Regions from separate parts of the Homo sapiens genome. Here region 1 is linked to region 2. Evidence: chromatin loops called from intact Hi-C (ENCODE). Cell type or tissue: MCF 10A. All regions are shown on one strand. Each heading gives the region's core, and the rest is flanking DNA. Links, peaks and the distances in the headings are about the cores only. Region 1 overlaps GALNT10 (polypeptide N-acetylgalactosaminyltransferase 10). Region 2 overlaps GALNT10 (polypeptide N-acetylgalactosaminyltransferase 10).

What was found. A loop is a pair of places that touch in the nucleus more often than their neighbours do. Peaks named below come from ENCODE experiments on the same cell type or tissue, not always from the same donor. Only the 100,000 strongest peaks of a DNase experiment are listed, where the experiment ranks them.
Region 1: it touches region 2 in a loop (6-fold over the local background); 2 of 110 quality-filtered maps call a loop at or near these places.

What each region holds. Positions count from the first base shown.
Region 1 is chr5:154,212,557-154,217,931 of GRCh38, reverse strand. All of the region lies in intron 1 of GALNT10 (polypeptide N-acetylgalactosaminyltransferase 10), which reads right to left. Among named protein-coding and RNA genes, the nearest start is that of GALNT10, 25 kb to the right of the region's middle. In MCF 10A, for the core only: no CTCF peak of the experiment used is centred there; a DNase peak (open chromatin) is centred at 3,251.
Region 2 is chr5:154,392,375-154,397,749 of GRCh38, reverse strand. All of the region lies in intron 7 of GALNT10 (polypeptide N-acetylgalactosaminyltransferase 10), which reads right to left. SAP30L-AS1 (SAP30L and GALNT10 antisense RNA 1) reads left to right here. Exons shown (of 3, transcript NR_037897.1): 3 at 4,736-5,375. Among named protein-coding and RNA genes, the nearest start is that of MIR1294, 48 kb to the right of the region's middle. RefSeq lists an enhancer at 1,323-2,043. In MCF 10A, for the core only: a CTCF peak has its summit at 3,222 (motif pointing left); DNase peaks (open chromatin) are centred at 1,819, 2,109 and 3,199.

The DNA of each region.
Region 1 (5,375 bases), core at 295-5,294, 180 kb after region 2:
CTGTACAATTTATTTATAGAAAGTACAACAGTCTCTCCAAACACCAAAAAATTAATAGCTATTTTTGAGCTCTTACAATGTGCAAGGCACAAGCCCTCTCCATACAGTCTCCCAATTAATTTTTAGCATAAGTCTAGGCATCATCCTGAAGGTCCACATGGCTGTTACAAATGACAGAACCAAGATTCAACTCAGGCCTTCCTTACTGCAGGGCCTGCGCTGACCTGCTTGAGAGGGCAGGGGCCCCTCACCACACTTGTTTTGGTGACAGGGGTGTGGACAGGAAGAGGGATGCATCTGGCTCTGTGCATGTGGGAACTTTCATTGATTTTAATTCATCTGGGAGGCAAGCTGGAACTCTCTCCATCTCTTCCACTACCTGCTTTCTTGAGACGAGACAGGGACGCGGTACTAAAGAGTGAAAGAGCTCAGATAACAGCCCCACAGAGAAGAGGCAGCAGAACCTCCAATTCCCACAGCACTCAAGTGCCCCCAACCACCCTCTCACTGTCTCCCTTGCCCCTCACAACAAACCCTGTAAGGCAGGAAGGGAGATGTAAAATTCCCATTTTCCACAAGAGGAGCGTGATCTGCCAGGGGTCATGGAACACACAGATCCTGGAGCTCCATGGGCATCTCTCAGAGGGCAAACAAGGCTTTAGGCGGAAGCCACTGTAGCGCACAAAAATTGGGAAGGGTGGGAGTAGTGTCAGAGAGGTCTACCCAGACAGACGGAGAGGGTGGAAAAGAGATCTAGTGAAAGGAGGAGGAAGGAAGTGGGGGCTGCCTGACCTCAGAGGTTGAGGGATGATCTAATTTATCATCCAAGGCTTTCGATAACTGCTGGAGTGATTTTTATGGGCAAATGGCTCAACAAATCTCTAAGCACATAGGAAACAATTGAATAGGAGGTAAAAGGTAACAACGGTCTCATAATTAAAGCAGTGCTTCCCGGGGTTGGGCAGAGGGAAGCATTTCTCACACTGGAGGATAGGAGAGGAGATTTTTTTTTTCATAAGTTGACACAATCTACAAAAGTAAAAGCTGCCAGGGTCTACTCACAAGTAAAAAGCAATTGCTGAGATGTGAACATGACAATATAAAGGTTGTTGCCAGTAAGTAGGCCTTCTTGTGCAAATACGATCTTGTTATATAGTCCACCTGGAGTACAATTTAATAAATAAATAATGATGGACTAGAAGGAATTCCCAAACAACTGAGGAATGCCAGTTTCATGTTCTCTGAGAAGCTGGTAGGTTTTCAGTGAGTGAAGTCTTTCAATTGGTAAGACTTGGAGGTGCATTTTATGATTACAAATTTCTAATTTTCAAATTAATAACATTTATTTACTGAAAATTAACCAACGAGGACAATGAGGTTGTTCTGATGAACACAAATAATCTGAACTCAGGAATTGGAGACAACAGCTTGCAGCTTACATCTGCCTCAAAGTATAGTTTTCTGTTTGGTTTTAGTTGCCCAATGCTAAAAAAAATCTTTTTAATTTAATGGAGAGTTGATGCATTTGATGAATAAGTAGATACATTTTTTTAAAAAACACAGCCTGCCCTATAATCTCAGGATTATCTTCAATTAAACAGATGTTAAAAGAAAAAGCTGGTGACCTTCAACACGTAAAAATGCAGTATATAACACATAGCAGTATTTTTTAAAAATAATATTATTATTATTACAACTTTAAAAAGAGCTAACAATTTGAAACAATGTAAACACTGAAGCATCCATGTGAACTTCCAGAGACAGTTTGTAAAGTGCTGGCTGGGATGATCTCCAAGATCCTCCTGACCCTGGTCTCTGCCTCCTCCCTCACCATAACATCTTGAACAGAAAGCAGTGAAAACATCAGTGGCAGAAGCTGGCATGAAACAAACAGGTTTCCCCTCCACTTCAGAGGGGAAAGAGAGGAGAGAAGAAGAGAAGGTAACAATTACTGCCACAAACTCTACCTTTTCAAATAAATCTTTATATACCTAAAGCTAGATAAACCACCAGCTAAAAAACAGAAAGGTATGCAGATGCTCAGAGCTAAGAGGGCCCTGCCAAGTCCTCCTTCTGCCCCAGGGCTGAAGCCTTACCCCTAATAACTCAGTAGCTTCTGCTACAGAGAACACCAGATCCCCTTGAACAAGTAGTTCAAACACTTTGGAGACTGGCTAACATACCTGCAGCAGCGATGCACACAGATGGCAGATCTTCACAATGCATGCTGTGGCATGTTTATTCATTTTTAACCATGACAGTATTCTTTTGCTGTCTATCTTCAGGAGAAGGAAAATCACTGTTATATCTTAGGTCTAGAAGAACTAAAAGGCAGGGATAATTAGGAAAAAGAAGAAAAGACAGAGGTGGTGACCTCCACATCCCTGGAGCTATTCAAGCCAATACCTAGATAACACCTTTTTTGTTTTGTTTTGTTTTTTGTTTTTTGAGACGGAGTCTTGCTCTGTCGCCCAGGCTGGAGAGTGCAGTGGCGCCATCTCGGCTCACTGCAAGCTCCACCTCCCGGGTTCACGCCATTCTCCTGCCTCAGCCTCCCAAGTACTGGGACTACAGGTGCTCACCACCACACCCGGCTAATTTTTTGTATTTTTTAGTAGAGACGGGGTTTCACTGTGTTAGCTAGGATGGTCTCAATCTCTTGACTTCGTGATCCGCCCGCCTCAGCCTCCCAAAGTGCTGGGATTACAGGCGTGAGCCACTGCGCCCAGGCTAGATAACACCTTTGAAGGCAACTATAGAGAGGACTTCTCTCCAGGGTGACACGTCGTACTGAATGATTCCTAACGTTCCCTTCCAACTCAAACTCTGTTTCTAAAAATAAAGGCAACCCTTTTAAAATTAATTTTTAAGAATCACACAAGTTATACATATATGCAGTCATATCTCAGTACCAACAATAGTATAATGGAATTTACAAAGCATGTTTCCCATGGGTATTTTCTCAGTTAATCATTGCCACAGCCCTGCAACATAGCCATTACTGTTATTATCCCCATTTCAGAAGTGGGGCAGGGGCTCTGAGTTTAAGTAATTGCTCTGAGGTTAGGCAGTTGGAAAGCAGTAATTGCTGACAGCTCTAGGTTTCCCTCTGACATTTTCCTCCTCCTCTTCCCTTATCTTCTCCCCTTTTTGTCTTCTGAAAAGTACAGTTTCATAATGAGAAAATGGAGGAGAGAAACAGAATGAGCCTCCTGTACAGGTAGCTGACTGAATCCCTTCCCGTCACTTTGTACCACAAGATGATTCAGGGAAGACTTACTCATAACCTCGGTGTGTAATGAATATACTGAGTTGTGCAATAATTTTTTAAAAAATGGTTCATGCATATCTGAACCAATTTTGAAAAGAAAAAAATTAGTCCCTTTTTTAAGTTTAAAAAAGGAAGCATTTTAGTCTAAAGTGAGGAAATGAAAGGGAGGAGGTTTGGGGTTTTTTTTCTCCTTTTTCCAAATTAGGCTCTATCATTCCCACCGGTGATGAGTGCTCGCTGCTTCTGAGATCACAATGAAACATGAGGCTGAATTCCACAATGAACCGGCAGAGCAGACAAATGCCAATTCATTAAAGATGGAAAAAAGATTAATTCTAAAAGATAAGTCCCTCTGGTTGGTTATCAGGTTTGAATTTTCAATAGGAGAACCACCTGGTTTTTTATTTTGGAGGCTGATTTTTTTTTTTGTGCTTGATTTTTGGAGGCTGTTTTGGTCCTCAGAATTCAGATCAAAACCAATTTTTCTCAAAAATGTTTTACCAAAGAAGGTGTGGGTGGAAGTGGTTAGGGAGGAGTGATTCCCATCAAAAAGGCTTTCAGTATTCCAGTTGCTTGAAGAAGCCACATTTCTCAAATAACTGGAAGGAAACGAAGACTCCTAAAACCTTGCACTAGAGTTGAACAGTTTCTATAACATACCCTCTCAATCCTCTTTCTGATGGAGAACTCTGGAAGGGAGAAGTTGCTATGTCCTTCTTGCAAAAGAGACCCTTGGGGCCCAGAAAGATTTAGTAATTGGCTCTAGCATACACAATACAGGCTGTGCACATGGTTCGTGCCTGTAATCCTAACATTTTGGGAGGCCAGGACAGGAGGATCACTTGAGGCCAGGAGTCTTGAGACCAGCCTGGGCAACATAGCAAGATCCCTGTCGCTACAAAAAGTACAAAAACTAGCCAGCATGGTGGCACCTGCCTATAGTCCCAGCAACCGGGGGTGTTGAAGCAGGAAGATCACTTGAGCCCAAGAGTTTGAGGGTGCAGTGAGCTATGATCACTGCACTTCAGTCTGGGCCACACAGTAAGGGAAAAAAAAATAACCCCACGGCATAGACTTGTATCCTGAATGACTGATATCCTGTGATATCCTGATTTATATCCAAGCCAGTGTCCCTTGCCCCTCAAGAGGGAAAGCATTTCCAAAGAAAGATGTCAACTCAAGTTCAGCTTCCTGAAACCCAGCTTAGCCACTATGTGTGCCTATACAGAGAGGGGAATGGCCAGGCATCCCTCAAAGCATTGATATCCTCATGGACATAAAACAGAGAGAAACTGGGAATGGCCAGAATGTGTCATTTAAGACCTGTAGGAATGTTCGGCCTGGAGAGGTTGTTTTTCCTTTCAAATTCTTAATCCCTACAAATGAAGAGTGGTAGCTGTAGTTACCACTTACTTCTCTCATCTCAACTCTTTATAACAAACCAATGCAAAGAACTCAAGGAGAGCATAGCTGTGTTTGACTGTGAGCTGATAATAGTAGCAATAGCACCTAATGCTCATCACATGCCAGGCACTGTGCTGAGAACATTGAATAGTTTTATATGCATATTACAGATTAGGAAACTGAGGCACAGAGAGGTTAAAGTCACCTGCTCAAAGCTCTAAAGTAGAAGCGTTGAAATTTAAACCCATAGGTCTGACTCTGGAGCCTGTGATCTTTTTTTTTTTTTTTTGAGATGGAATCTCACTCTGTCGCCCAGGCTGGAGAGCAGTGGCGCGATCTCCGCTCACTGCAAGCTCCGCCTCCCGGGTTCACGCCATTCCCCTGCCTTAGCCTCCCGAGTAGCTGGGACTACAGGCACCTGTCACCACGCCTGGCTAATTTTTTGTATTTTTAGTAGAGACAGGGTTTCACCCTGTTAGCCAGGATGGTCTCAATCTCCTGACCTTGTGATCTGCCCGCCTCGGCCTCCCAAAGTGCTGGGATTACAGGCATGAGCCACCATGCCCGGCCTGGAGCCTGTGATCTTAACCACTCACTTACAAGCTGTAACTCACTCACTTACAAGCTGTGCCATCGTGCTTAAGTTACTTAATTTTTTCTAAGCCTTATGTTTGTAATCTGTGAATTAATCTCTGTTGTT
Region 2 (5,375 bases), core at 167-5,166:
GGCAGCTGGCCACGGCTTTTGCCGTTGGCATCTCAGCTGAGGACCCCTATGAAGTTCAAACCCTAATCAGTTGCATTTGGGGGAAAGACTATACTAATAATTGCCACCAATCATTCAGCATTCACTGTGTGCTTAGGAGGCACATAGGGTAGCAGTTAGGAGCTTGGTTCTGGAATTAGAATTGAGGTCCCACACAGGCTGTTAAGCAAGTTTTATAAGTCTGAAAGCCTCAGTTTCCTCCTCTGCAAAATGGGAAAAATTACTGTGCCTACCTCCTTAGGGTTGTGGTGAGGCTAAAATGAGGTAATGTAGAAGCTCAGAGGACACCGTGAGCTATCCATATGGTGTCCTGTGGGCACGTGGCCCATCGCTACTGGTGGAGGGCGTTGCATGAATGCTACACAATTCCCGGCTGAAAAGAAACTCATATTATTTTGAATGTATTAGTTTGTTTTCAACAAGATATTGTTTCAAGAAGTATCACCACCATGAAAGGACAACCTCAGTCATGCTGGTTTTGGATGTTTACTGGATGCAGCTGGTAAAAAAAAAAAAAAAAGTAGAAAAGAACAACTTTAGTTTTAAATTTACTTCTAAATTTAAGCTGTATTTTTTTTTTTTTTGAGACGGAGTCTTGCTCTGTTGCCCAGGATGGAGTACAATGGCACAATCTCGGTTCACTGCAACCTCCGGCTCCCAGGTTCAAGTGATTCTCCTGCCTCAGCCTCCCGAGTAGCTGGGATTACAGGTGCCCACCACCATGCCCAGCTGATTTTTGTATTTTTAGTAGAGACAGGTTTTCCCCATGTTGGTCAGGCTGGTCTCGAACTCCTGACCTCTAGTGATCCACCCTCCTTGGCCTCCCCAAATGCTGGAATTACAGGTGTGAGCCACCGCGCCCAGCCTAGTATTTTTATATGATACAGTTTTAAGCATATGTGCATCTAAATTAATAAATTAAACATAGGACTATCTCAACAATATCCTTAAGTGTTTATAGTTAGTTACTTCCCCAACAAGGGCGAGATGGTTACTTTACATTAGGTTTTGACTCAGATTTGGAAATACAGCAATCTCACAGCAACCCAGCGAGGGAGGCATGATCACACCCTTTACACATGAGGAAACCGAGGTTTAATTAACACTTTCCCCAGGGTTGCCCAGTGCATAAATGGCAGAACCCAAAATGGAACCTGGGGTTGGGTCAGAACTAGGCAGATCTGAGAGTTCCACAGAGACTGTGTTTTCCTAAGGTCTGGACCCACCCTATCATGGTCTTCCTCAAAGATCCCTAACAGCACTTGTATTGTCTGCAGAACAAAGGGGTCACCCTTGGCTTGCAATCAGGCCCTCTGCCACCTGCTCCCACCTATCACCTCCTACCCTCTCCATACCCGCTGGACTCCCTATGTGGATGCTGCTGACAACTGGCCGCAATGCATTCACTTTTCTGCCCTGGGGGCTTGTGAATTTTTCTTTCTGTGACTGTTGAAACCCCAAACAAACATTAATTACCTAATTCATTCATTCATTCATTCATTCATTCATACATGATCTGGTCATTGGTCAGGTTTGTTCTAAAAACCATGCTGGAAAAAATGGAACAGAAACGAACTGCCAAGGGTGGACCAAAGATACAGAGCCTTGAAAGCCGGGTGAAGGTATTGGAACTTGTTGGCCAACCTGCCAACCAACCTGCCCATTTACTCTGTCCTTCCACACCCACGCCTGAGCATCCTCTCTGCACAACCTCCCACCTATTCATTACAGCTGCGATTTTCAACCTTGGGCCTCATCGGAAGCACCTGCAGGGCATGTTGAAACACAGCTGGCTGGGCTCCACGGCAGCCTCTGACTCAGCAGCCTGGGGTGGAGCCTGGTAATTTGCATTTCTAATAAGTTCCCCGGTGATGCTAATGCTGCTCGTCCAGGGTTCACACCTTGGGAGCCACCGCGTACTGGAATGGTGACAGCGTCTCAGGTGACTGTGCCTGCCAGTTCACACTATATTTCCTAACAGCCCTGTGAATTTGGGATGATTGGTGCCCCTCTGTAGATGGCGAAATAAAAGTTCAGGAGAAAGGGCAGATGAGTCCAAGATCTCACAGAGAGTTTGTTCCAGAACAGGGCCTAGAGCCAAGGCCTTTTGACCTGTCTTGCCAGCCTCTTTCCACTCTTGTCTTCCTGCAACCACAGCCCGATCACAATAACCACAACCATGCTGACATTAACAGCTATCATTTAGCGAACATTTATTATGTTCCAGGCACTGAGCTAAGCTTTTAATATATTTTGGCTCATATCATGCTCACGACTGCACTATGAAGTAAAGATTATTCCATCCCCTAAATAATATAAAGAGGAGAGGTTAAGTCACTTTCCCAAAGTCACACAGCAGCTAGCTCATTGAATTTGCACTAGAACCCAGGCAGTTTGATGCTGAAGCCCATCTGTGTAATACTGTGCTGTTCTGCCTCCTTACCTGAGGGTTATGATCAGAACAGCTGCCACTTATTGAGTGCCTCCTCTTTGGTTAGCTCTAGGCCAAATATACATATCATCCCATTTAGTTCTTACAACAAACTTTTGAAGAAGTTATTTTATTACCACTTTTAGGGATGAAAGAGCCAAGGCACCATGAGGTAGGTGTGTGCTGGTTAGGGAGTAACATACACACAGGCGACCCTCGGGCCTTTGAGCCGTCTCCTTGGAGGAGTGGTGGGAGAAGCAGGCTCCACAGGCAGGGACACTCATGGAATTTCAAATGACTTGCCGAGAGTCATGAGCAGAATGCCTTCCCTGTTTCTAGCAGACGGCTCTTGCAAAGGCTGGGCATATGTGGCCCCAGGACGAAAATGCTGCATGTATCAGAGCATATTTCCATCATCCTTGGATAACACAGGGAAAGGAAGAAATGAGGACCAGGTTCCTGGCAGCCATGCTGCAGCTGTCCGAGGCAGAGGGTGCTGGTAGGGGCAGGGAAAAGGATGGGGAAATGTATTGCCATATAGTTGCCTGATGGTGGCCCTGGATATCCTTCTGGTGCTTGGGCTGGCCTTTGGCAATCATTTCTCCCTCCTGTGTGGCAACTTAACCCCTCTCAGGGCTGGTCCTGACCTCTGGGCCCTTCCTGGAACACGGGCCTCTCTTTAGACTGGATACACCTTTTCTCTACTCCTACCACCAGGCGGAATGAGATGAGCACTGGGCTTGGAGCCAGGGCATCTGGGATTTAGCCTTGGCACTGCCACCTTCCGGTGGAGGGACCCTGCCCAGTCACCTAACCGCTCTGGGCCAGGTTGCAATATCACCCTTGCTCAGCTTCTGGGTGTGTCCTGCCTTCTTTTCACACGTCCTGTTTCACTTAGTCTTCTTGATAACACTGAGTTTTATGGGAAAAAAAAAATCAGAGTTTTTTTTTTTTTTTTTTTAAGTCTGTTCACGTAGCCTGGGACTGGGCTAGCCTTTCAGTAACCATATCAGTATCACACAAAGCGAACCCCAGTCTCCTCTGAGTCTTCATTCCTCTACCCAGAGAATGGGTTTTCCTCTCAGAACAAGCTCAAAGACCTTCCTGACTTCTGCAGGGGAGGGTGTCCTCCCTCTCGTCCCCTCACATGGCTTTCTATCACTCCCTTGCTCCTGCAAGCCTGCCTCATGGAACCCTCAGACCAATCTCCATTTTGCCAAGGACGGTGGGGCCCACCTCTGCCTCTTGGAGCAGACCCTGCAGAGTTGCTCTTGGCGGCCTCAGGCCTTCCCTGGGAGTCTCTGCACTGCTGACTTGTGCAGAATCTCATCTCAGAGCTTGCAAATGGCCCCAACAATGTGCTGGAATGTATATGGATGGGGGTGGGCTGGAAGTGCTGAGAACCCAACATTTTCTTATTTTTTTTTTCTTTCCTTTGAGACAAGTTCTCACTCTATCACCCAGGCTGGAGTGCAGTGTCATGAACATGGCTTATTGCAGCCTTGACCTCCAGGCTAAAGGAATCCTCCTCCTACCTTAGCCTTCCAAGTAGCTGGGACTACAGGCACGCAGCACACCACCATGCCCAGCTAATTAAAAGAACTTTTTTTTAGAGATGAGGTCTCACTGTGTTGCCCAAAGCTGGTCTTGAACTTTTGGGCTCAAGCAATACTCCTGCCTCGACCTCCCAAAATGTGAGAATTACGGGCATGAGCCACTGTGCCTGGCCCCTTCTTCTTGTAACTTTTCCTGGTTACAGAAGTAATACGTACTTATGATGAACAAGTTCGATGTTGCAGACACACATTAGGTAGAAAGAGACGGCTGTACTTTGAAGACCTCCCACCCCCAAAGGCCACTAGGGATGAAGGGTTCATGGCACTGAGTCATTTTCAGAAGTGAGATGGGCTGGGCGCGGTGGCTCATACCTGTAATGCCAGCATGTTGGGAGCCCGAGGCAGGAAGACTGCTTGAGGCCAGGAGTTTGAGACCAGCCTGGGCAACATATGGAGACCCTGTCATTACAAAATATTAAAAAATTAGCCGGGAGTGGTGGTGTAGACCTGTAGTCCCAGCTATTTGGGAGGCTGAAGTGGGACAACTGCTCGAGCCCTGGGGTGTTGAAGCTGCAGTGAGCTCTGATCACGTCACTGCCCTCCAGCCTGGGCAACGGTGTGAGATCCTGTCTGAAAAAAAATGGGTTTTTTTTTTTTTTTTTTTTTGTGGAGACCTCCAATTTATTTTACGTAATATTTTCTTGTTTAGATATGCTCTAACTTATTTATCCCCAAAGGACGTGCATTTGGGTCATTTTCAATCTTCTGCTATGGTAAGTAACACTTCAGCAAATAAATCTTTGCTCATCACTGTCTCTCTTATATAAACTCCTGGGCATGGAATTTCAGGTCAAAGAATGTGCTTGCTCTGAAATGTAATGGATTTTGCCAAATTGCTATTCACAGAAGATATACCCACTTACACTGCCCCAAAGCCTACATTTTTCTCACTTTAGTTTGGTCACATTGTCCTGGTTGGATACTTTCTGTCTCCCGTATCTCATAGTTGGAGATATCCTAACCATGGCCTCCTGGGGACACTGTGCAGTTTCCTTTCTGCTCATCCTGCTGCCTCCCCCCCTAATCCAAACAACCCCTCATATCTGTGTATGTCAGAGGGCTGTCCACACAGCATCTCATTTGATCCTATCTTGTGGGGTAGGAAGGAAAACCGTATCAGCACAGTCTGGGGTATGAGGACCAGAGGTGAAACAACTGGCCCAGGGTCCTAGGATGGAAGGAGAGCCTCCTTGCTGAGCACTTTCCCACCATACACCATTGTCCAAAGATGGCCTCCTAAGTCTGGGAAGGGTAGTACCAAGGAGGTATATCAGTTGGAAGTGATGCCA